Regions from separate parts of the Homo sapiens genome. Here region 1 is linked to region 2. A link is a loop called in an ENCODE intact Hi-C map of the cell type or tissue named here. Cell type or tissue: HepG2. All regions are shown on one strand.

What was found. A loop is a pair of places that touch in the nucleus more often than their neighbours do. Peaks named below come from ENCODE experiments on the same cell type or tissue, not always from the same donor. Only the 100,000 strongest peaks of a DNase experiment are listed, where the experiment ranks them.
Region 1: a loop joins it to region 2, with 29 times the contacts of the local background. A loop is called at or near these places in 27 of 110 quality-filtered maps.

Annotation. Positions count from the first base shown.
Region 1 is chr5:127,877,309-127,879,808 of GRCh38, reverse strand. All of the region lies in intron 6 of CCDC192 (coiled-coil domain containing 192), which reads right to left. Among named protein-coding and RNA genes, the nearest start is that of CCDC192, 180 kb to the right of the region's middle. In HepG2, a CTCF peak has its summit at 1,451 (motif pointing left); a DNase peak (open chromatin) is centred at 1,458.
Region 2 is chr5:127,563,393-127,565,892 of GRCh38, reverse strand. LOC124901058 (a long non-coding RNA gene) reads left to right here. Exons shown (of 2, transcript XR_007058924.1): 2 at 354-2,500. Among named protein-coding and RNA genes, the nearest start is that of PRRC1, 47 kb to the right of the region's middle. In HepG2, a CTCF peak has its summit at 1,509 (motif pointing left); a DNase peak (open chromatin) is centred at 1,522; H3K27me3 peaks cover 60 bases.

The DNA of each region.
Region 1 (2,500 bases), 310 kb before region 2:
TGTCTTCTTTTGAGAAGTGTCTGTTCATGTCCTTCGCCCACTTTTTGATGGGGTTGTTTGTTTTTTTCTTGTAAATTTGTTTGAGTTCATTGTAGATTCTGGATATTAGCCCTTTGTCAGATGAGTAGGTTGCGAAAATTTTCTCCCATTTTGTAGGTTGCCTGTTCACTCTGATGGTAGTTTCTTTTGCTGTGCAGAAGCTCTTTAGTTTAATTAGATCCCATTTGTCAATTTTGTCTTTTGTTGCCATTGCTTTTGGTGTTTTAGACATGAAGTCCTTGCCCGTGCCTATGTCCTGAATGGTAATGCCTAGGTTTTCTTCTAGGGTTTTTATGGTTTTAGGTCTAATGTTTAAGTCTTTAATCCATCTTGAATTGATTTTTGTATAAGGTGTAAGGAAGGGATCCAGTTTCAGCTTTCTACATATGGCTAGCCAGTTTTCCCAGCACCATTTATTAAATAGGGAATCCTTTCCCCATTGCTTGTTTTTCTCAGGTTTGTCAAAGATCAGATAGTTGTAGATATGCGGTGTTACTTCTGAGGGCTCTGTTCTGTTCCATTGATCTATATCTCTGTTTTGGTACCAGTACCATGCTGTTTTGGTTACTGTAGCCTTGTAGTATAGTTTGAAGTCAGGTAGTGTGATGCCTCCAGCTTTGTTCTTTTGGCTTAGGATTGCTCTAGAAAACCCCATTGTCTCAGCCCAAAATCTCCTTAAGCTGATAAGCAACTTCAGCAAAGTCTCAGGATACAAAATCAATGTACAAAAATCACAAGCATTCTTATACACCAACAACAGACAAACAGAGAGCCAAATCATGAGTGAACTCCCATTCACAATTGCTTCAAAGAGAATAAAATACCTAGGAATCCTACTTACAAGGGATGTGAAGGACCTCTTCAAGGAGAACTACAAACCACTGCTCAAGGAAATAAAAGAGGATACAAACAAATGGAAGAACATTCCATGCTCATGGGTAGGAAGAATCAATATCATGAAAATGGCCATACTGCCCAAGGTAATTTACAGATTCAATGCCATCCCCATCAAGCTACCAATGACTTTCTTCACAGAATTGGAAAAAACTACTTTAAAGTTCATATGGAACCAAAAAAGAGCCCGCATCGCCAAGGCAATTTCATTTTATTTTTTGAGACAGAGTCTTGCTCTTTCACCAAGACTGGAGTGCAGTGGCACGATCTCAGCTCACTGCAACCTCTGCCTCCCAGGTTCAAGCAATTCTCATGCCTCAGCCTCCCAAGTAGCTGGGATTACAGGGATGCATCACCATGCCTGGCTAGGAGATATTGGTTTTGCCTATCACTCCTTTCCAGTAATGAGATATTCCTTTAAGAAAGTGGATTTCTCCTAATCCAGCTCTGTGCTTTTCGTAGGAGCTGCCAGCTGGAGCATTCTCCTTCCCCACATTTACTCCCTCTACCCTGCCACCCAGTGGTGGGGACATGACCACAGTTTGTTCAACCTTATTTCCTCAGCCCTGGCCACAAAGATTGGTTCATATCCACAGATGGGTACCCAACCTAAGCTAGGACTGAGTTCTTTCTTGCACTTTCCAACTAGAGTTAGTGGAAAAATGCTTTCTTTCTTCCCTGGAGATTATATGATAAGGAGGGCAGCCCATAGCTGCTTGTGGCCATATTTCCATTCTCTTCTGAAGTCTAGCCTGAGAGAATCAAGTCTCAATGCAGAGAGAAGCAGAGGTGAGTGACACCGTTTCCTGATGGTACTTTAGACTGGAATCCATCTTTAGAGAGAAGCAGAGATGAGTGACACAGTGTTTCCTGATGGTACTTTAGACTGGAATCCATCTTACTCCAAGGCTAGTGCAATGCTCTCTCTTGGTTTGTTTACATGTGCCGGTAAATCACCCTTTCTCCTTAAGCTGTTATGACTGGAGCATCTTTCATTTGCAAACAGAGGTCTGAGAACCCAAAACAAACATTTTACAAGATAATCAGGGGAGTGGTGGTGTTCTAGGTCCAGAAATATGTGTGTGGGGGGGTGGGCCAGCCCTCATTGTCCTGTGATTAAATAGGGGTCATTGTGTATTAAAGTTACTGGACATCTTTTCACACTTTATTCTGAAGTGAATTCAGAGGCCAAGGTGACCAGATTTCTGAGAATGCCAGTTAATATTATTCTGGGACAACAATGGCCTTGACAACCTCCCGGACTATTGAATGTGGGTGAGGCTGCAAGGGGCCTGTGGAAGAGCAAGAATGTGCAAATATTTGATTTAGGATCTTAGTGCTAGATGTCAGTCGACTGACTTAGTTTCCCCACCAAATAAGAGAAGCAACATGTAGCTCCAAAAGAAAATCACTGTTTTGATCCATAATGGATCTTACAATGACTGGCTTTATTTAAATTTTAAATTTGCATCTGTTCATAAATACCCATGTTTTTCTATACAGGTAGTTTAAAAAAAAAATCCACAAAAATAAAGAGAATAATGGGCAAAAAAAGGGTAAGATTTAA
Region 2 (2,500 bases):
GCTGAGGGGAGGGGAGGATGGTGGTACACTTGGGTAGGTGATTTAACCTCTCCCAGCCTCAGGCTTCTCATCTACAAAGTGGGTATGGTGATGCCTCCCTTGTGGTGTTGCATCAGAGATAATGATGGTGCTTGGTACAGGGTATGTGCATAGTCAGCAGTGACTGATATTTGCCATCCTGTTACCTCTTATAGTAAGCAGCATAGCCTTGGGAAAATTTTTAAATCTAGAATAGCCCTCATTTCTTCCTCTATAGGACAGAAATAAGGGTTCTACTTCATCAGATTGTTGAGATTATGGGGCCAGGCATGTAGTGGCTTTTCAATATGTGATGCTGAATTGTTTTCCTCCAGCCAGCCCCACCTCACACGGGGAGTGCCCCTCCGACTCACTTGCCTCAGTTCTGGAGAAGACGCACAGATTCCAAGAGCAATTGGAATTTATACTTCTTCATCCTCCTTTGACGTTCTATTTGGGCCGATTCCTTTCGTCTAGGGTCAGGAAGCTCATCCATCAGGACTCACACAGTTTGTAAGGAGACGTTGGGTTCATTTCCATTTTTAGGGTGTACATTGCAAAGCCCACTATGACTGAAGATCTTACTGGACACCACATAGCAACTGCTGCCGCACAGTCAGGAATGTGCCTTTTTCCCAAGGCCAAAACGTTGTGACCTCTCATCATGCACAAATTATAGCTGACCTGATATTGGGTATGTCTGAGGTGTACAGAGTCTCTAATTCTATTCAGAACATAGCACCTGTCAGCAATCAACAGAATCAAATGGTCCTGGGGTGAATGTTCACTTCCTCCTTTTTTTTTCCTTTGCCAAAACATAACTATGGGTTGAGGGGACGCATCACAGATGAGAAACAATGAGCCTGGTCTTCCCAGTGTAAACCCAAGCAAGGGCTGGCACAGTGGGTCAGTCCCCCGAGGCAAAGCCAGTAGAAACCAGACTGTTGACAACTGCCTTACAACACTTTGTGCAATCCCATGAAGAGAAGAGTAACATAAACTAAATGCCTGGACAGTTTTTCTTTGTAAAATTTCAACAGGAAAACTCAACTTGTAGGTTTTCTAGAGACATACCTATACTCTATATTGAATGGTATATTTTAGCTTACAGGGGAGGCTTCCGGTTGATAACAACCATTTTCATTTGTTGCAGGATCTGAAATACAACCATGTGAAAAAATTCCTATAAGGTTTTACATATTACCCAGCACAGAGCAAGAGCCAGATAAATGGTAGCAAAATTGCCATCATGTAATCTTGTGAAAAACATTGATTCTTCATATCTGCAACTTTAATTAGAGTTTTGAATTAAGTGAAAATTCTGAAAGCACTAGAAAGTCAAATTTAGAATGCTCCTTTCAGCAGCAGAAATGGGGTAAATAAGAACAGGGACACTAGGGGAACCACCTTATTACAAGCCATTTCAATTTGACATTTTGCTGTATTTGAAGAATGTTTGTGGGCATTGACACCTACACATTAGATATTTGATGTGCAACTGGTGCCCTCTAGTGACAGGGTGAACAGTCTTCAGTCACTAAAGCTAAAGAAATCCAATCTTCCTAACTTAACCAACCCCAGATTTACGAGAAGGGAAGAGAAAGGGGAGAAGGTAGGAGGCCAGAAGGTGTCTGTCTCACTGTAATTCAGAAGGCAAATCTAAGCAGGCATCCTTTGGTCTCTAAGATAAGGGTTCTCAAATGCTTTTGAAGTTTCACTTTTCTTTTGGAGAAAGGACACTTTCTACCTTGTATCTCTCAGAACTTCCCTAGAATGGGAGCTGAGTTTTTAAAGGCCACCTCAGGTAATACAGCTATACTCCAAAATTCACACAATTCCTCTGCCCTCTGGAAAACCATGGAATAATGAGGCAGTGGATTTTGGTTCCATGGGGAATCCTGGAACCCATCTCCCACAAATACTAAGGGATGACTGTAAACATATGTATACAGTGTGGCAGATACAATATGATAGATTCCTGCAGGAACCATGGAAACACAATCCAGTTCATTTCTCTGATCTCACATTGAATGTATCTCTCCTTTCCACCATGATTTCATGCACATTTTCACTGGCATATGGCATAAACTGATTTTTTTTAACTAATGGAAGCCTATTCAGGGATCAATTATTACCTCATGGAAATATTTGTCAACCATTCCTTACTTTCCTACTTAGAAGCAGGGGGAAAGTGTGTTTTTAACTACTAGGTAATTTAATCATTTTTTCCCCTCTCACCTCCTATATATCTACTGGGGCCAAGTCAGCTGAAAAAATAAAATCATATAAGCAAACTGCCACTTCATCATCTTGTCTCAGAAACTCCTGCTGGCAGCATACATTTTATATACCCCAAATGGGGTGTTCTGAAACAGACAGGCGAATTCCAGCTTCCCCTAATTTACTGCCCTCCTTTCCATAGCATCAGATTCATAAAACATTGCCTGGGTGGCTGGCTGGCTGTCTCACTGTCTTGAGGCTG